Regions from separate parts of the Mus musculus genome. Here region 2 is linked to region 1. A link is a loop called in an ENCODE intact Hi-C map of the cell type or tissue named here. Cell type or tissue: heart. All regions are shown on one strand. Each heading gives the region's core, and the rest is flanking DNA. Links, peaks and the distances in the headings are about the cores only.

Region 1 (10,666 bases), core at 896-8,895:
ACCTCAGTGTAGTGATCAATAGATCCTCGCTGTGTAGTTATGCTTTTTTCTTCCATTGACCCTTTGTGGGTAGGTCTGATAGTTTTGGTCTTGTTTGTTCTGATATATGGACTCTGTTACTGTTTGAAACTGTGTGTAGAGGCAGTCAAGACAGGTCAGAAAATCCTTATAGAGCAACAAGAAAATATGTCGGAAGAGGAGAAGGGCTTAAAAAGAAAAAAGAAAAAGAAAGGAGACACAGTGTTATCAGGTGGACAGAAAGGACAAAATATAAGAGCAGAGGTGGAGGAGGAAGGCGAATTAGCTTCTGCGTCCTCTCCCTATGCCTCCTCAGCAGCCACCTGTAGGTGGACCTTCTGTCTGGAGATTTGGAGAGGATCGACCAGATCAGGTGTTGACGTGGGCGAGAGGGTCTGTTTGTGTGTTCCCACAGGACCAGACGGAACCTCTTTTCGTGCCGGAGAGATTGGTGAGACGCTGCAAGAATGAGGCTCCTGATCCAGTTGCCCCTGTGGATGTGGTGGATGATCCCACAAGCACAAAGGATGGAGCCGAGATGAGAGATCCTTTCGGTATTCCAGAAGCCGATACCAGCTCGACATGACATTCAAAATTTTCCACGCTTTTTGATCCCTGAATTCCCCTTAAAGAGATAGCCCCTCTGGCTATCTATCCCTTGCTTCAGGGAAGATGAGCGGGGATGAGAGCCCTGGGATGTATGCTTGTTATAGTGTGTGTGTGTTTTGTGTTTGGCACATGTGTTAGGTGCAGAGTGTGCGGCCCGCACTTTCGCCATGGTAGCGTAGGCTTTTGCTGCAGTGGAGGCGGGACAATCTCCTCAGATTCGGTTTGCCGCTCTAAAAGAAATTATGCTGCGTTATGCCGTGGGGTGCGAGGCTAAGCACTGCACAGAGGATAGCTTGCTGTTGGCATCCTGTGGAAGGCATGTCTGATTGCATGAAGGTTCAGTGTCCTAGTTCCCTTCCCCCAGGAAAAACGACACGGGAGCTGGCCAAGACCTCTCTGGGTGATGAGCCTAAGGGATGGTTTTGTGTAGGGCCCCTATGCTTGCACACGGGGGATCAGACCTCTACCTTCACCCATGAGGCTTGCTTGCAGCAATTAAGATCTGGCCATAAGTTAATTAACATCCTGGCCTTTTGATGCACCTGCCACAAGCAAAACACAATCTCCCCAGGTGTGGCTTGGCATGATAGAGAGGTAGTCAGTGATAAGACTCCCTGGGCATGTCACCAACCTAAGACAGGGATCAAACCAATGCTGTTTGTCACCCAAGGACGGGTAAGGGGCATGGTTGCGGGGGGCTATCTACAGACATTCTCTCTGCCAAAAAAGAAAAAAGGGGGAATTGTGGGGAGCGGGTGTGGCGGCAGTCCCAAAGGCGCCAGGGACTGCAGCTAAGTCATATGACTTGCACCTGACTTCCTCATATAAGACACAAACATCTTGAGTGCTGCGCAGGTGTACCAGGATACAGGTGAATCCAATTTGATGGAGATTTGCCCCTGCTGCCCTGATTAGCTGAAGCTGCGTGCCTGGTGAGGTGGCGTGGCCTGCTGTGCGTGGATGGGAACTGAGAGTATAAAAGAGTGAGAGGCCCAGGGCTCGAGGGAGATATAAAAACAAGGGAGATATATAAACAAGGGAGATATAAAAACAAGGGAGATATAAAAACAAGGGAGATATAAACAAGGGAGATATAAACAGGGAGATATAAACAGGGAGATATAAACAGGGGAGATATAAACAAGGGAGATATAAACAAGGGAGATATAAACAAGAAGAAACAGGACTGAATAAACGTGTGCAGAAGGATCCTGTTGCAGCGTCGTTCTTCCTGGCCAGTTGAGTGCGCGCAACAATGCTACGTCATTGTCCAGTTTCATCTCCTCCAGAAACTCTAGGAGACTAAAATCAGTTAAGTGTTTGATGAATTCTCCTAATTAAGTCCATGTGCAAGTCCCAGTTATCGCAGACCACTTTATCTCCTGCTTTCAAATTGGGGGGGGACCAGTGGAAAAGACAGTGCTATGCTAATGTAGCCACAGTATGAGAAAGTTCTTATAGCCTACACACAGCATCTCCAAAAGACAGGTTTTTCAAGACAGGGTTTCTCTGTGTAGCCCTGGCAGTCCTGGGACTCACTCTGTCAACCAGGCTGGCCTCGAACTCAGAAATCTGCCTGCCTCTGCCTCCCAAGTGCTGGGATTAAAGGCGTGCGCCACCACTGCCCGGCTTGCCCTGCACTTTGACCCAGCGTGCGTGCACGTCCTCGATCCTTGGCCAGCCCTTCACCAGTGTCCTCCCGGCCCCTCCCTTGTCCCTCTAGGACAGGCTGCTCCCACCCTCCAAGTGAGCTCCGCCTGCCAGCCCAATGGCCCAGGAAGAGCAGGAGTCCAGTGGCCTCTCCTGTCCTGCCTGCTCAAGAGAAGCTAAAAGCCCCTTGTTTATGTACCTGCTCTTGGATATTGTGGGCATCTTGACAGGATAGGGAGGTTGGTAGGATGGACAGGGCCAGCCAGAGGTGAGGAAGATGAGTGGAAGGAGCCTGCTTCTCCTGTTTTCCAGACTCCAGAGATCGAAACCGCCTTTCCTCTCTGGCCAGTTGACCAGCTGGCCCTGTATCCTCATCCCAAACTCTCTCTGAGCTGATACCTGAAGAGCCAGGCATCAGAGGCTGAGCAGGTGGACATTCTGGGCTCTGCCTCCTGCCTACACCACCATAGCCAGTGCCAGCACGGCCTCCAGCATTCCCAGGCCTGCGCACTCCTGCTCCTGCCTGTAGATTTATGCTGGGAGAAGACACCCTTGCCCCCTCTCCCTCCTCCTCTGCACGCAGCGCTCTCCTCTGTCCATCCCCACTTCTCTGTCTCGTCTCCGTGTCTGGTCAGGAACCTGTCTGCAAGTGAAGCAATATCTTCGTGTTTTGTATATACAAAAAAAAAAAAAAAGAAATAGGTTCTCGGGAGCTGGTGAGATGGCTCAGTGGTTAAGAGTGCCGACTGCTCTTCCAAAGGTCCTGAGTTCAAATCCCAGCAACCACATGGTGGCTCACAACCATCCGTAACAAAATCTGATGCCCTCTTCTGGAGTGTCTGAAGACAGCTACAGTGTACTTACATATAATAAATAAATAAATAAATAAATAAATAAATCTTTTAAAAAAAGGAAAAAAGAAAGAAAGAAATAGGTTCTCTTAGATCATGTAAACCTACCATAGTCAGCAAACTACACTGACTGACATGACCAAATAAAACCTAGTAAGTTTCTTTACAGGAAAGTGAATCAAAATAACATTTCTAAAACTTTTCATTACTCACTCAAAAAGCTCACGGAAACAAAGTCCTTCAGCAAAGAGTTAAAAGTTAAGATACACATAAAAAGTCTCGAAACTGCTTATTATTCAATTATCCTGCTCCGACAAGCAGAGTCTATTTTACATAAACCCAGCCTGTCATGTCAAACTTCCAGCAATTAGGTTTTCTTGTCACACAATAATGTACTAAAAGTAATTATAGATTTTAGATCTGTTTCTTTTATTTCCTTCAAGTACATCCTCATAAATTAAGACTGCACCTCAAATGTAGAGATTAATATAAACTAGCCAGGCAAGGTCCTGCAGGCCTGTAATCCCATCACACGGGAGGAAAGAGAATCATGAGTTCAAGGCCCATCTGGGCTACACAGTAGTGAGTCTGAGGTCAGTCCAGAATACACCATGAGATCTTACCACAAAAAAATAAAGAGAAAAAATATAAATCATAGATACAAACTATTTCAGCTTATCTGATTTTATTCCACACAACTGTACACAACTGCTTTCCTAGAACATCAGTGCTGGGTCACGCTATGTCAGACGCAAGGGCAGTTTCCTTTGCTTTAATCTGGCATTTGCTGTGCTCACTTCAGCAGCACACATACCTTAGACCAAGCCAGAGCCTTACTCATTCTTTACGATTATCAAAGTACTAGGAAATCAGAATTCATTTACTTAGCTTAACTGTTTTAGGCATAAATATATTAAAACACAAAGCAAACAAAAAAGAACGGGTCTCATAGTCAATATTGAACATTCTGGCAAAAGCACTATCAATGCAGGAAGGTAGGTGACTAAAAGACAACCAAGGAGAATTTTATCAAAATAGCGACTGTGTCTACATGACATTTATTATACTGTACTTGGTACTATGTGTTTTGAAAAAAAAAAATCTACTTTTGCAAAATAAAATTTACCATCTCATTCCAGGGAGCAAACTACTAAATATCAACTGAACATTCACCCACAACAAATCAACAAATGGTAGTATTATCCAGAGTGGTTAGTAGAAAGGCCAAAGACAAACTAGGAAAATGAACTAAAAGCGGCTCTGGAGCCTCACTGCTACCTTCCACAAAGAGCCATGGTCAAGATTAAGTTGAACATCAACATGAAAAAAATCGCTGGAAGAAAACACTTGATAAAAAAATAAATATAAGACATGACGCAAAACAGTTAAATTCAACAGCTCACTTTCCCATTAGTTTTGTTTGTTTTGTTTTTTAAAGATAGGTCCACTATGCAGTCTTGCTTGGCCTGGAATTTGCTATGTAAACCAGGATGGTCTCATACTCAGAGATCTGCTTGACTCTGGTGGCAGGAGAAACAGTGTACACCACCATTATATTTTAATATACCCAGTAGAAATATTAGGCTAAGATCTTCAAGAAAGAGAAGACCTCAGATAGAAGACAACAGTTTGGTACTCCAAAGCAATTGGCGTCATCACCAGTGATCCCGAAAAATGAAATTAAAGCTAAGCCAACATCTACTGTGTTCCCAAATGTTTGTTGCCTACTCAATCTCAACTCCAAACAACAAAACAAAAGCAAGCGAGCAAACACCTGATCTCCTGGCACTGGATGACAACAGCTGGGCTTTCTTTAGATATCAAACAAGACCTAACAGAATCTTATCATATGAAAACTCAGAACAGTGCCGACTAGCCAGCCATAGAGGGCAGCAGAGTTAAAAGAGTAAATTGTAAATACCAGAGGGTGAAGTGAGGGCAGGAAAAGTTAATGGGCGGAGAGTAAGGAACCATGAGTACCAAAGAGAAAGACAAAGCTTCAATGAATGAATTAATCCAGCAGACACTAAATTTGTGCTGCTTGGCCCCCACTCCTAACTGCACATGAGGATCACCCTGGCAGTTTTAAAAAACAAACAAGCCTAGATTCCACCTTAGACCAATTAGCAGACTCTGAGGGATATAGGCCAGGAGAGGATATTTTTTAAGCTTTCCAAGTGCCTAAGGAGGACTATACTGTGTAGCACAGTCCTTAACACCCAGACTCTACTGCATATGCTACAATGTTAAAAGCCAAATTAAAAAACAAAGCAAAGCACAAAAACCTATTATTTCCCAAATATATTATTTTGTAGCTAAACCTTTGACTCTAAAACTCAAAGGGGCAATAATAACCTAAATACAATCATCACAGGCCTTTATCAAGGAGAACATTATTCCTACAGGTGGAAAACAGTAAGTTCACAGGGGTTAAACAGCTAGCCCCAAGCGACTGTGAGTCATCACTGAAGCAGGGAGACAATTCAAATCTGCTATTTACAGGACAGCGCTCTACTCCAATGGTCTCACCAACTTGTTAGATGTATTTTCCTAATTTATCACTTTACTCAATTAGATGATTCCAAAAATAACACAGAAATTAATAAAGATGACCAAAAAAAAAAAAAATGAGGTGGGGATATGATCGTAAATAGGAATTCTGAAGACGTTAGCCTTAAAGGAGAAAGATTTTCCTCATATGAAGACTAGCACTAGACACAATATTGAGCAATTTCTCTAAGTATATTCTTTAAAAGTTTTTTTAAAAATTATTTCTTGTTGAAGGGTTATGACAAGTTAGAAAACAGTCCCTAAACAACTGAAATGTTATAGCCAGTTAAAGCATTTCTCTTAACTTGTGCAGATGAATTTCAACTTTACCTTAGTATTTTTCCTATTTACAAAAATGTTGTGTTTGGATAAATAACTGAATATCCATGAACCTTAAACGTTAAAAGAGTAGTAGTAGTGGTGCCCCTCCCCAAATCAACTTAAAAAAAACCCTAATTCTGTCACAATTCACTCAGAAGATCACTACCTCAACAAAACATGTGCATAGACTTCCCCCTAATTCTAAGCAGGCAACTGCAAGCTAACTTCAGTCAGCATTAATGTTCTGGCCTTAGTTTTTCAGAGATCAACAATGAAACTGAATGATTCTCTGAAAGTTTTTTACCTCATCTTTTTTTTTTTTAATTTGTTTGTTTGTTTGTTTGTGTGCGGGTGTATGTCTGTAAACCCCTTGTGTGCCTGGTGTCCTCACAGGTCAGAGGAGGGCTTTGGATCCCCTGGTACTGTTGTTACAGATGGGTGCTGGGCTCAGAACCTAGGTCCTCTGGAAAAGCCAGTGCTCTTAACCAGTGAGCCATCTTTCCAGCCACTCTTTATCTCAAGAAGAGTTCAATCTCAAAATCAGTTTCTGCTCCTTGCTGTTTACTAAGAGAAATGTGTGTCTGTATAGTCATAGTGACTAATTTGATTCCTTTTCTTGGTAAGAAATTATTACTACAGGCTGGATAGATAGACCCCTAGGTTAAAAGTATGTACTGCTCCCAGAGGACCGCAGCTCAGTTCCTAGAACCTAAGTTAGAGCTATTCACAACCACCTGTAAGACCAACTCCAGGGCATCCATTACCCCTGGGCTCTACAGACACTACTCATACGCCCGCACACATAATTAAAAGTAATATTCCAGGAAAGCTTTTATTTAAGCACTACTAACAATTACTCATTTAAAATATTTTAACCTGTATTTCAAACACAAGAGAATGGAAGCTAGCTTGCTTTGCTTATTTCCAGGCACTTAAATTATTTCATTTACTCTCTCCAATCCTGGGAGATAGTATTATTCCCACTTTACTGATAAGGAAAATAACTCAGAAAGATCAAAAACTTACTTTCTACTGTAACGACCTCTCCTGGCCAGACTTTCTCAACCATACTACTTGAAGTTTATGTAAAATGAGTTACAGCAAAACTACTGGCATTTGACCAAAGTCCCAAAGTCAGAAGAAACACCATCTAGATAATCACAGGTCCGAAACTAACCTGTTCAAACCTCAAAAAAAAAAAAAAAAAAAAAAAAAAGATATTTGTGAAAATACACTGAGCCCCAGACTGTTAGATAACAGCATAATAGCATTACTATAGTAGATTGAAAAGGCACATAACAAGAATTAATGACACACAGTTTTTGGTTGTTCCAATTGTCATAGGCAATATTGTCTTGTTTTGTTTTCAAAGATAATTATTTGAAATACTAAGCTGTCTATACACGTAAAGGAGCTATTTTACCAAGCCAATCCTTTCAGAAATTTAAACCAAAATAGGCTAAACACTGAAAGATGACCTATCTTAAATAACAAGTTCCTGAATTGTTCATTATGAAATAACAAGTTTTAGGTAAAAAAATTACAACCTACAAGAACACAAGTTTCAAGACCAGAAAAGGTGATTCACATATACTGATCCTGGTTTTATTTTCTAGCATCTAGCCCTCAGAGGAACTTACACTATTTATTTTTAACATTTTCAGCCTTAAAAATCATGCAACCCACTCACCTACAAGGTTTTGCAAAAATAAACTGAAAAGGTTGGATTGTTTTGTTAATCTTACTCAGAGTCTGTTTCTAACAAAACTCCTTGGCACCTTTCCAGTTCAGATGCATGTGGACAAAGTGTAAGCAAGCAGGTTGGTTGATATAAAATACTTGAAAGATCTTGGATGCCCATGGATATCTGAATCACTCCACAACCAGTGAGATTGTATTTCAGAGCAGTTAAGAAAATTTCTCTTTCATACGAAAGGGTTTTCTGCTGTTGTTTTTGCTAAAACCCACAACTGGGGGAAAATACTACTGACAGAAAAAACTCTCAACACGGTGGTATCAAGGGCACTGCCAAAGCACCAAGTAAGACAACTCCATTAAAAAAAAAAATCACTTTTCAAGCATTTTGACAACTGGATTTAAAGCAGTTTTTCCTGAGGATTTTATTTTCAAGTAAAAAGTTTTACTTCCTCAATCGAATCTGCATCAGTTTATCATGAATAATACCTTATGGGGAACACTATACACGCAAATTTCAATTTCTTTCTACTACTGACCAAATTCTGTATGTGAAAACATTGGCAGTTCCTGCTACATCTTCAACCAAACATCAGGTAACTTTGAGTCTGATTACTGATTCTGTGGATTTCTGTCCGTCTTAAAGGCAAAATCTACTACAGAGGCATCTCAAGACTAACCAGATGTTTAAAATTCAATTACTAGCAGAGGAACTAAGAAGTACAACACTAAGAAGAAGAAAACCACGTTAGCAAATTAGATACATAAGAAAAATGCTAGTATCGAGACTTCAAACTAAAATTAACAGGATAAACTAATGAAAAACAAAGGATAAAATAACTCTTAATTAAGTATAAAAGCTTAAACCTCTGAGTAGCAATTCACTATCCTAACAGGTAGGACAGAGTTATTTTAGGCTATGGCTGCACTCCACTGACAGTGCTGTATCAATTTGAACAATTCTAGTATGGTAAAGAGCAATAAAGCAACAAATGAGACACCACACACCTAACATAAACTATTTTCAAAAGTCTGTGTGATTCTACCAGTGGTATATCCTTAATTCAGAAGCACCCCGAGAGGCAGATGTAGAGTTTAAATGGGGTTCCAAGCTGTTGCTGGTCAACTGTTGATTTGATCTAGGGTTTTCTTTACACTCCTTGCCAAACTAAGTCAGGATTCATAGACTCAAAGACAAATCACAACCAGATTGGCCTTGAAAGGGATGCTGGATCTTTGTCAAAAGAATTGAAAAATCTGCTGATCATTTATCTATTTTGGCATGAGCCTTTCTTTTATTTCTTGGCCTTGTGACTCATTCTCTAGGTTTCTATCAGGTTGCAAAGAATTTCTTAAATATCTAGGAACATAAACATCTTTTCCATTAATGACATCTAGCTCATAAAATGCAAAGACGTAAAATTATTAAATTAAAAGCCAGTAATTCTCAAAGAATAAGCAAGAACGCCAGTAAACAACTCATGAAAAGCCTCCAAACCGGGTGAGAAAAGAGAGCCAAAAGGAGTGCCAAGCACTCCTGCGAGGCATTAGGCACGGATACCAATCTGAATTACTTACAAAACCTTACAAAGTCCTTGGAAGCATAGCCGCGCTAACCAAGTTCCCGTTCCACGGCAAAGAAATTACTCTTCCTTCATAACCTCTCCAAAGACAATCGAGGTCTTCTGAGGTATAACATTTACGTCTAACGAGACAGTAAGATCTGTCACCTGGTCCCGGTTTTAAGCTAGTTCTATATAGCTACGTCTAAAGGCCAGCTAACTCGGCAGCAGTTTGTTTGGACCCTGGATGTGACAACTGAGGGACAAACAGAGAAAGAGAAGAACTAGCTAAGCTTGGAGAAAACCAGGGTTGAGGCTCAGCGAGGCAGGGAGTCGAAAGACTGGACGAGGGAAGGGAGCGCAGGTACCTCTGGGGACCCTGAAATCGCCAAGGCAAGGGCAGGCGGGGCAAGCGCGCAGGTGGGAAGGGGAGTAGGGCTTGCCCCGGGAGCGCGGGCCAGGGGCGGCCGGGGGTTACCTTTGAGCTGGGGCAGGGGGTGCAGCTCCGCCTGGCTGCCCTGGCTGCGGAACTGCGACGAGCCCTGAGAGCGCTTCTGCCTCTGCGCCTTGCGCACCGATTTCCGGGTGAAGCCGTCCACTTTCTCCGAGGCCGAGATGGCGGCGCAGGCAACTGGTGCGGGCGGCGACGGCGACGACATCTCGGCGACCCGGGCGATCGGCGCCTCCCGCGGCGGCTGGCCCGGGCAATCGGCGGGGGACGGGCACGGCGGGCCTGCGCCCCTGCGCCCCGGGCCCCGGCCGCGCCGCCCTCGCGCTCCGCGAGCTGCTCCTCACCCGACAGCGCCTCACGGCCGCATCCCCGCGCCGCGCGGCCGCCTCCCGGGGCTGGCGGAGGGGAGGGCGGGGGCGCGCGGGCCGCACAAGTTGCTGACGCCCGGCGACGAGGGCGGGCGGAGGCGAGCCCGAAGTTTGGACGGCTGGGGCGAGCGCGCGGGTGCGGACGCCGGGCGCGCCTCGCGGCCCCTTAGCGCGCGGAGTCCGGACAGGTCTTCAGCGGCTGCCGCCCGCGCTGTCCGCCCGGCCGGGAGCCTCCTCCCGGGGCGCTTCCATCGCGGGTCCGCGCGAGCCGCTGCCGAGCGCTCGTTCTCCTGTCAGCGATGGCCCCTCATCGCCCGGGGCGGCCACCCGTACCCCGATCCTTGGATCCTTGGATCCCTGGAGCGTCGCCCTCGCTCAGCCTCCCGCGCCCACCGGCCGCCCACGGAGCACGCCCGGGAAGCAACTGCTACAACTTGAGAGGGTGGCTGGTTCGGGTGAGGGGGGACTCGGTGCGCGTGCGTGCGCGCTCCCGCGGCCCGGGGGAGGTCCTCGCGGGGGGTGGAGGAAGGAGTTTGACTGACAACTTCCGCGGGGTCCCACTAGCCTCCGGAGTCTCCGGAGGGGGCCGGG
Region 2 (10,666 bases), core at 1,602-9,601, 79 kb before region 1:
CACTGTGACGTTGGCCTTTAGTCACAGCTGAGCACCCACACACACACCTGCTGGCGGGCAGGGACACCAGGCAGGCACGGCCCCTGACCAAGAACCATACACAGAGTCTCCCAGTTAAACATTCGCTTTATTCAGCTGCAGGGCACTCGGAGGCTTCCTCCGCTTGTTCCGAGGGACACTTAACTCCTGTCCCCTCACTTCTCCCTAGAACCGGCTGCTTCTCAGCTAGACATCAGAATTCGTCCTTTATGTCAAAATGGGGCTGGTCTTCAGGCTTGAAGTCCAGGTTGGGGCTGCCATCCTCGTTGAGGATCCTTCGGGCTGTGTAGCCAACAATGGGGTACTTGGCTTTGTACACCTTGCTGAAGACGTCATCGAGGGCCTCCAGCTCCTTGGCCGTGAGACCAGTCTTGGGGAGAAGAGATGGGAGAGAGAGATGAGCAAGCTGAATTTGACAAGTTGTGACTGGCACTGTCCTCTCTCTGGCCCTGCCTTATCAGCCCCAAACTCCAAGTGCAAAAGAAAAAACCATGCTAAAAGAAAACGAAAGAAAACAAAGCAAAGCCTTTTTTAGGAGAGAGCAGGTGCACAGCCCGCCATCACAGATTCTGGGACCAAGTTTCTTGCATTTGGGGAAATGGCAGCGGTCAGCACACGTGGAGACTCACCCTGGGAAACTGCCTTTGTGTTCATGGCGTCCATTCTCGCCAGAAAAATATGGGGGAAAAACCCTCCATCTTAAATCAAAGAATGAACTTTCAAACTTTTAAAGAAACAGCTCTAGGTATGCAGGGTATGTACACAGAGGGTAAGTGAGGAGTGTTTACAGGATGTTAGTGCAGGATGCATGTGTGGGGGGTGTGAGCAGAGTGTTTGTGGGGGGCGGTGAGCAGAGTCTCTGTGTGTGCAGGGTGTGTGAACAGAGTCTGCGTGTGTTCTGTGAGAGCAGAGTGTGGGTACAAAGTGTCTGTACAGAGAGAGTGCTGGGTGTGTGAGCAGGGTGTGTGAGCAGGGGAGCAATGGCCTCATCAGTTTTGCTGGTCAGCTGACACAGGAAGTATCTTCCACAGAACACCCAGTCCTGGGTGGGCAGCACTGCAGCCTGCCCACCTCTCTGTCGTTATTAAACATTTAAGTACAGCATCTGCTGTAACCTGGACTGAGGATGCCCCTTGGTGAAAGGTCCATGTGTCAATGGTTTGGTCTCCAGGGTGAAGTTACTGGGAGGTGATGGTGCTTTTAAGGGGCGTGGCCTAGTATGAGATCCTTACATTGAGAGTGTGCCCTCCAGAGGAACTGTGGGACACAAGACACTTCACTCTCTCCTTTGCTTCCTGGTCATAAGGAGCATGGGCTTTCTCTGCCACATGCTCGAGCTCTGAGATCAGTCAGTCCTGGATTGAAGCTTCCAGAGTAAACCCTTTCTCTTTAGATGTTACTTAGACGTCTAGAGAGACAGCTTGGTGGTTACGAGCACTTTCTGCTCTTGGAGAGGACCCAGGTTTTCTTCCCAGCACGCCCATCAGGCAGCTAGCTCCAAACTGCCTTTGACTCCAGTTTCAGGGGATCTGGTGCCCTCTTCTGGCCTCTACAGGTACGTGCATGCCAGTGGTGCACATAGACACACATACAACGAAATAAAAATTCATTTTTAAAAAGGTTATTTGTGTTAGATATTTTGTTACGGTATGGAAGGCAGACTAAACCCTTCCCACTAATTTCTTTCTATAATGCTGTGGCTTAAGAAGTTGACTCACTGGGCTGCAGAGATGGCTCAGAGGTTAAGAGCACTGGCTGTTCTTTCAGAGGTATGAGTTCAATTCCCAGCACCCACATGGTGACTCACAACCATCTGTAATGAGATCCGGTGCCCTCTTCTGAATTGCAGGCACACATGCAGATAGAACACTGTATACATAATAAATAAATAAATCTAAAAAAAGAGAATTTGACTTCTCACAATTTTTTATATTGATTTGATAAGCACAATTCAGGTGAATGCCAGGCAATTGTAGCATTTACTATATAAAAATTACTATACTATGTTGTGGATATTACTATATAAATTTTTGTTTGTTTGTTTGAGACAGGGTGTCTTAGTCAGGGTTTCTATTCCTGCACAAACATCATGACCAAGAAGCAGTTGGGGAGGAAAGGGTTTATTCAGCTTACACTTTCCACATTGCTGTTCATCACCAAGGAAGTCAGGACTGGAACTCAAGCAGGTCAGGAAGCAGGAGCTGATGCAGAGGCCATGGAGGGATGTTCCTTACTGGCTGGCTTCCCCTGGCTTGCTCAGCCTGCTCTCTTATAGAACCCAAGACTATCAGCCCAGAGATGGTCCCACCCACAAGGGGCCTTTCCCCCTTGATCACTAATTGAGAAAATGCCTTACAGTTGGATCTCATGGAGGCATTTCCTCAACTGAAGCTCCTTTCTCTGTGATAACTCCAGCTGTGTCAAGTTGACACAAAACTAGCCAGTACACAGGGTTTCTCTGTGTAGCCCTGGCTGTCCTGGAACTCACTCTGGAGACCAGGCTGGCCTCAGAACTCAGAGATCCGCCTGCCTCTGCCTCCCGAGTGCTGGGACTACAGGCGTGCTATAACCAGGCCCACTTTTAACATGCTGTGGTCTTCTGCACAGAAGCATGAGCACAGGGAGGGGCCTTGATTCTCCAAGTCCATCCACTAAGCTTCGGCAACTACCAAGAGCAGGACTCAGAGATGTGTGCAGCGCACACAGATGCCCAGCTGACGAGTCCACAGAGTTTGGACTTAAGTCTGTAGGCAGTGAAAAGCCAACAGAGGCTCCTAAATAGGGTGACCCAGAGAGCAGTTGGCTACCAAGCCACATACGCTAATTAATAGGCTTATTAAGAAGTTTTGTGGGCCAAGGAGCTTGTTCAGTGGTAAGGCATTTGCCTAGTGTGTGTGTGTGTGTGTGTGTGTGTGTGTGTGTCGGGGGTTGGGGATGTCTACATTCAAATCCAGAGTAATAAAAGAAGTCTGATTAATCCAGAGACTTAAACAAAACAAACAAAACTAAAAACAACTGGGCTCAGTGGTACACACCTTTAATCTCAGCCCTTGGCAGTCCTGTGAGTTTGAGGCCATCCTGGTCTACCTAGAAATTTCCAGCCTAGACAGGGCTACATAGTGACACTCTGTCTTGAGAACCAAGAATAAACCCCACAGAATGGGAACGGAACGTTTTGACAAAGGCTTATCCGGCTTACAGTGTCGTGAGTGAGGTCTGCTGGATCCAGTGACATCTTGGCCACACCTCTGCTGGAGTCCTTCCCGGCCAAGGCATTGTAGGGGGCTCCTCGTCCATAAAACTCTGCAGCAGGGCGGAAGGAAGAGTGTGGGTATGCATGGATGGAAGCCAGGGGTTGGGGGGTTCTCCAGACTCCCCAGTTCTTGGAAAGGCTATAGTTCTGAAGATGAACTTCACAGGGCAGATGGGAGGCCCAGGCAAACTTATGGTGTTGCACCTACCCAGAACACACCTGTCAGCTGAGAGACTGCAGAAAACACTCAATGAAGTCTCTTTAAAAACTAAAATGTAGGGGGCTGGAGAGATGGCTCAGTGGTTAAGAGCACTGACTGCTTTTCCAAAGGTCCTGAATTCAATTCTCAGCAACCACATGGTGGCTCACAACCATCTGTAATGGGATCCGATTCCCTCTTCTGGTGTGTCTGAAGACAGCTACAGTGTATTCATAGATATAAAGTAAATAAATAAACAAACCTTTTTTTAAAAAAATTAAAATGTAAGTTATGCTTAATGATGCAGGCCTGTAGTCAGAGCTAGAAAGGAAGCTGGTGTAGAACTGCAAATTCAAGACCAGCCTATGCCTGCCTCAAAATAAGTATTCTTAAAGGGGGAGAGAGGCTAGGGATGTGGCTCATTGGTACATAAAGCCCTGGGTTAAATACTGTGTGTGTGTGTGTGTGTGTGTGTGTGTGTGTGTGTTTGTCTATTTATCTGTCTGTCTGTCTGTAGGGTGTATGTCTGTAGTGTGTCTCTCTCTGTGTGTATATATATTATATATATGTATATATATGTATATGTGTGTATATATACATATATATATATACATATATATATATGGAGAGAAAGAGTGTGTTTATATGTGTGCCTGTGTGTCTGTCTTTAGAATGTGTGTATGTCTGTGTGATGAGTTTGTCTCTGTGTTTGTGTGTGTGTGTATAGTTTGTTTGAAAGTGTGCCTATGTGGTGTGTTTGTCTGTGTGTGTCTGTCTGTCTACCTGTATATAAGGTGTGTGCTTTTGTGTGGTCTCTGTGTGTGTGTGTGTGTGTGTGTGTGTGTGTGTGTGTGTGTGTGTGTATGTATACACAAGCATAGACAAGAAGAGCCTCCGGTCTTAAACATCTCAGGAACTCAAGTCTTCTACCATGTGGACTTAGAGGAGTAGTGAAAACCCACCTCCTGGTAGTAGAGTAGATACAGTCAGGGAAGCTACTGCATGGTACTGAAAGGTTCTGCCACTTCTACAACAGCAACTCTTAGCCAAGGGACACTCTTCTGGCTTCTAACAGAGTGCTCATGGGGTTTGAACACACTGCCCTTCAAGTAGAAATGAGGCATCAATGGAGCACTAAGTCCATGGACCTGTTTTGGTGAAACCCTGACAAGGCTCAGCTCCAACCGGCCTTGCAGAGGGAAGGAAAGGCCTTGCCTGACAGAACCCCTGCCTCATCCCTCCAAGCACCTGCTCTGCCCGAGTTCCCCAGAAGTGATGAGCCACTTACCCTTCCCAGAGGTGACATCGAACACCACTCCCTTCACTGCCAAGTAGATGGGCTGATCCTCCTGGAAAGCAGGGGGGGAGGTGTGAGGAGCAGGGGAGAGGCCTGAGGCACTGAGGAAGTCACTGGTGCAGAGGGCAGCTTACACCACAACCCCATGGACTGTGGTGACCTTTCTTCTTGTGAACCTGGACCTTTGTGGTGTCCTCACATGCCCTTTGCCACCCTTTCAAAGGGTATTAATGGAACATATACTCCTGTCTGCTCTCCAGAAAGAGGGGAAGACATGGCCTCCCCCACCACCACCACCACCTGGGAAGGGACATTGGAATGCCTTTTCCAGTTCAGACTTTGGTCAGTAGCTACAAAGGGATTGAACATCGTTTTGGCAGCTGGCACCTCAGAGAGAAGAACACAAGACAGAAGAGCCTGATCTAAGTTCTAAAAGTTGTAAAGTTACCAGGCAGTGGTGGCGCACGCCTTTAATCCCAGCACTTGAGAGGAAGAGGCAGGCAGATTTCTGAGTTCAAGGCCAGTCTGGTCTACAGAGGACAGCCAGGGCTACACAGAGAAACCCTTTCTCGGGGGTGGGGGGGGAGTAGTGAAGAATCAGATAATCAAAAAAGACTTGTGTCACCTAGAAGTGTAAGAGGAAATAAACTGTATGCTTCCCAAGTTGCTTTTGGTCACGGTTACTGCATTGTATCACAGCAACAGAAAGCCTATGACACAGGGTCAAACCATGAGACCTTGTCTCAAGAAAGGAAACAACAAAAATGTAATTCCAAAATTGTACACAGGGACTTTGAAGTTAAGCTGGAAGGACCCTAGATGATGAAATACTCCCCTTGTGGGTGAGGCTATTTGTTGTGCCTATGTGCACAGGTCTGTGCCTGCGTGCGTGCAAGTGTGAATGTGTGCGCGTTGAGACACCGTCTTGCTCTGTAACCTAGGCTGGCTTTGAACTCAGTTCTCCTGAATGTCTCTTGAGGGTTTGGATTCCAAGCTTGCCTCACCACACCCTGCAGAGTAAGGCTATTTGGGCCCAAGGAGGTTGAATTGGGCATAGACTGAATCAGAGAAGGCAGGACCAAACTTGGAGCTTTGGAACACAAGGCTCCGGTCGCCTTCTCGCCCTTGACCACTAGAGGGCACTCTTAGCCCAGAGAGAACTTCTGGGACTGTAGGGGCGAATGAGTGGGGTGGGGGGGGCAAACTTCCTCAACCTCAGGGCTCGTACGACAGGAAGGGACCTTCACTGTCCTTCACCTGGGACACGCCGTGGCCTGCCTACCTCTGGCTAAGCAGAGGACGACCACAAGTGCTCCAGCGGCTCTAATGCAGGGCCACGGAAGAACTGGGCAGAGAGGAAGTAGGTGGAGCGTGGGCACAGCCGGCAGGAGGACTTAGACATTGGTCAGAGCTCCTGTCCCTCACCAGTCTCTGGGCCCAGAGCGGAGCCAGACCTGCCCTCTGTGCACCTCTTCGGAAAAGAGGAAAGCTGCGTGGGTGTTTTGGTTTGGTTTTAGGGTTGTTGTTGTTGTTTTGGTTTTGGTTTGTTTTCAGAGAAAACTGCTCTGAGGGCATGGTCTTCTTACTGCCGGTAGCACCCACGACCTATTTCAGGGTCATGGAACAGGGATTTATCAACAGACTAAAAGGGATGGGAGAAAATAATAGAACGTGAAAGAAAATGGAAGTGCCTGAATGTGAGCTTTTCCTCAGCACACTCTCAACTTTTTATAATAAGGTCAGCAGGCGCAGAGGCTGGTTCAGGGTCGCTGTGCCAAGCACTTTGTGTGTCTCCATCTCGTCTTCACAAGATGCCTGTGTAGACGAGGTACTCCCTGTAGCCGTGGGAGGGGGAGTTTTACATATCCATCCAGGAGTGAAGTACTCAGCCAGGTGTGACAGACAAGGCTGAGATCTGCAGTCAGGTGACTCTACCTGAAGGACTATGTCACAGTCTTTCAATGGCCCGCCCCCAATCCATTGAAAGGCCAAGAGGTTCCCCCAGGAAAAAGAAACTCCACCTAGTAGGGCATGGTGGTGCTTGCTTTAAGATCTCTGTGAATTCTTCAAGCACCCTGGTGTACATAGTGAGTCCAGGACAGCCAGAACTACATAGGGAGACCCTGTCTGAACACCACTCCTGTGAAGAAAGGAGAGAGAGAGAGAGAGAGAGAGAGAGAGAGAGAGAGAGAGAGGAAGAAGAAGAAGAAGAAGAAGAAGAAGAAGAAGAAGAAGAAGAAGAAGAAGAAGAAGAAGAAGAAGAAGAAGGAAGAAGAAAGAGGAGGAGGAGGAAGAGGAGGAAAGGAGGAGGAGGAAGAGGAGGAGGAGGAGGAAGAGGAAGAGGAGGAGGAAGAGGAGGAAAGGAGAAAGAGGAAGAGGAGGAAGAGGAGGAAGAGGAGGAGGAGGAGGAAGAGGAGGAGGAGGAAGAGGAGGAAAGAAGGAAAGCCCTTCTCCTGAAGAATTCCAGCCTCCTTCCAGGTACAGCCTGCCTAGTCAGACAGCCCCGCCATCTGCAAACTGCTGTAATAGTATCCCCCTCTCTCTGATGTCAACACCATACAGTTGAAAATATGGTCCCCGTGGTGCTTAGTAACTTGGGCCAAACACACAGCACAGCAAGAATCCAACCCGGGATACCATTATAAGCTTTAGCATGGCCAAGTATTGCATCACAGAAACCATGATGCTAACTGGGCGGGGGCAGAGGTGATGTCCTGTGACTGCAGTCAGACCAGACCCATTTCCAACATGCTCTGCTCTGCTAACTCTGCCCATAGCACTCCTCTGTTTCAATCATCTCCTTGCCTGATTCTTCCCACCTCAAGCCTATGGCTCTCCAGAGTTAAGTCTCCATCCACAATATGAAATAGAAAAATTAGGGTCTTTTCTCTGTCCTCATTCTGGAGTCTGTGTGTGTGTGTGTTTCCTTGGGTTCTGTGCTTGGGGGGAGGGGGTGTCAAGACCCTGCCCATACATAGATGAAAGCAAACAACTCGGCAGAGGGCTGCACTCACTCGTTTTCTGTCACCACAGTCTTATGCCACTGCTGCCAGCTTTCTTATTCTAGCCCTAGCCAAATATTTCTTTGCTAATACAAAAATATACTTCTCTCTACCTACACAACCTGTCAAAGTTACCTAAGATTCTCTTTCCTATCCTGTCTTGACAACTGCTAATAAATTCTAGTCAGTTATAACCAATCAATAGTGCTCAATTCTGTCAGAAGTTTGTCAACTATTAAGTTTATGACGGACAGAATCCCCAAAAGCTTCTAACGGTTTCTCCCACAAAGTCTCAGAAGATGTGGACACAGCTACTGGATTGTGATGTGACAATCACTGAAATACGCAGTGGACAAGACTGGATACTCTGAGTCACATGACATGGCTAAAACCAAGGTAAGCCAATCCTCATGTCACACACATCCACTCCACAGAGAAAAAGCCCTGTGACTTCTGCACCGGAGAGCCAGACTGACTCTGCCCAAGTTGCCATGGAGACCACAGAGAACTGTTGGCTAGTGGACTCTCTCATTTTTTTAAATAATACACAACTGATATATAACCGATAGACTATTGTTTATTCTTTCTCAGACTTCTGACTACATTGACAGCTAGAAAAAAACTAAACTCTGTTTCCATTAAATACTTCATATTTCCTCTTCTTGCTATGCCACTGTCCTGATATTATCTGAGCTCCTATAAATTTGCTTAACTCTAATAAAACATTCCAGTATATGATCCAACTTTTGAATCATGCTCCTTCTGCTCCACAAAAGGCTCGTCTTAAAGACTGCTCGTGTGGTTAACTCATGTTGCTATCTCTTTTATAAACTTGTAAGCTACAGGAAACCCACTCAGATCTACCTTTCATGGATCACATAGGCTCCGTCCAGATCCGTACATCGGCTGTTCCAGCGGGTGGGATTCCTCTGGGTTTCAATTGGACATCTTAAAAAACTGTTCTTTCTCCCAAACATACTTAATCTTTTCTCTACCTATAATAATGTGTTTCAACATCTTGTCAAGTCCAGGCGCTTACTATACCCAGGACCACTCCAGAGGAGCAACCTTCAGATGCTCCAATCTCCTCACAGACACAGACTCTACTGGACCTGTTCCTTCCGACCTATCCTCAGATGGCTCCACAGGCCCTGGACAGCAAGGAAGCAGACCGCTCTCTTAAGACTAGACAAACATCCCCCATACCCATCCCTCTAGGTTCCCCAGAGACACGCCGCCCCAATGTCAGCATGAACCAGCCAGATATCACATCCACCCTATTTCTGCTTCACCATCACCTCTTTCTAAGTTTGTTTGTTTGGTTGGTTGATTGGTTGGTTTTTTGTTTTTTTTTTTTTTTTTTTTTTTTTTGAGACAGGGTTTCTCTGTATAGCCCTGGCTGTCCTGGAACCCACTTTGTAGACCAGGCTGGCCTCGAACTCAGAAATCCGCCTGCCTCTGCCTCCTGAGTGCTGGGATTAAAGGCTTGCGCCACAACACTAAACCAAAATGGGGGAATGTTCGTATTCTGTCTGGATTCCACCCTCACTGTTCCTGGCAGCAGTCAAGTATGTTCCTCCCCACAGTTACCTAGCAACAGCCAGGTAGACCTGGCCCACTATAAAAGGGGCTGCTTGCCCCCTCCTCGATCTCTGGTTCTCTTACCCTTGTCCCCCTGTTCCCCCCTCTTCATTCTCTAACCCCCTCTCTCCATGTGGTCATGGCCGGCCTTCTCTTCTCTTCTCTTCTCTTCTCTTCTCTTTCTCTTCTCTTCTCTTATCTTCTCTTCTCTTCTCTTCTCTTCTCTTCTCTCCTCCTCCTCCTCCTCCTCCTCTCTCTCTCTCTCTCTCTCTCTCTCTCTCTCTCTCTCTCTCCTACCCTCTTAACTCCCTCTCCATGCCCTAAATAAACTCTATTCTACACTATACCGTTGTGTTTCCCTCAGGGGGAAGAGATGAAGAGATGCCTCGGCATCAGCATGGGCCCACTGAGGCACCCCCTCCCCCCACACCTCACCACACCCCCATAGAACATATATTAATACCACTTTATCTTTTTATGATGACAACACTCACCATCTCTTTCGCCAACAACAAATGACCAAGATCTGGTCCTCTACCCACTAGAAACCCTGGGTTCTTCCCCAGCCAGTCTGGGTGCCCCGATGCAGAGTGCTCCACATAAACCATACTGCACACCCAGTGTAGGCAGTGAGAAGCCCGCCCGCCCGCATCAGTAAGGCGTGGATTGCCTTGCTAGGCAGAACAACAGGCCAGCTTTGCTAACTGTTCTCCCCATGCGCCTATACCGGGAGTTCCCTCCGCTGTCCGGTAACACCCGTTCACATTCCCGCCATGTTCCTATCCCTGTGTTCTTATGGACCTGTGGGTCAAAAGCAGCAGTTCTTGGGCTGCAGAGATAGCTCAGCAGTTTAGAGCACTGACTGCTCTTCCAGAGGTCATGAGTTCAAATCCCAGCAACCACATGGTGGCTCACGACCATCTGCAATGAGATCTGATGCCCTCTTCTGGAGTGTCTGAGGACAGCTACATTGTACTTGTATATAATAAATAAATAGACGGGAGCAAGCGCGGCCAGAAAAAAAAAAAAAGCAGCGGTCCTCAACCTTCCTAACGCTGCAACTCTAAACAGTTTCACATGCGGTGGTGACCCCCACAACCATAAAATGATTTCCATTGCTACTTCATCATTGTAATTTTGCTACTGTTATGAATCCTAATGTAAGCATCTGTGTTTTCTGACAGTCTTAGGACCCACAGGCTGAGAACCACTGGCCTCAGCTTTCATCCCTAAAGATCTGTTTTGGGAGAGACCCTTGCATATTTGGTCTATGTAAGGTTCGCTAACACCGAAGC

Evidence for each region. Peaks named below come from ENCODE experiments on the same cell type or tissue, not always from the same donor. Only the 100,000 strongest peaks of a DNase experiment are listed, where the experiment ranks them.
Region 2: it touches region 1 in a loop (9-fold over the local background); 9 of 42 quality-filtered maps call a loop at or near these places.

Annotation. Positions count from the first base shown.
Region 1 is chr1:191,386,502-191,397,167 of GRCm38, forward strand. Ppp2r5a (protein phosphatase 2, regulatory subunit B', alpha) reads right to left here and starts at 10,540. Exons shown (of 13, transcript NM_144880.4): 1 at 9,735-10,540. The coding sequence starts at 9,915. It also overlaps the pseudogene Rab11b-ps1. In heart, for the core only: a CTCF peak has its summit at 5,009; a DNase peak (open chromatin) is centred at 5,020; H3K4me3 peaks cover 1,840 bases; H3K27ac peaks cover 730 bases.
Region 2 is chr1:191,306,681-191,317,346 of GRCm38, forward strand. It overlaps Nenf (neuron derived neurotrophic factor), which reads right to left. Exons shown (of 4, transcript NM_025424.3): 2 at 4,780-4,840; 3 at 3,239-3,342; 4 at 107-409. The coding sequence ends at 233. Among named protein-coding and RNA genes, the nearest start is that of Nenf, 6.1 kb to the right of the region's middle. In heart, for the core only: a CTCF peak has its summit at 5,913 (motif pointing right); DNase peaks (open chromatin) are centred at 6,161, 6,698 and 7,437; H3K4me3 peaks cover 1,194 bases; H3K27ac peaks cover 1,224 bases.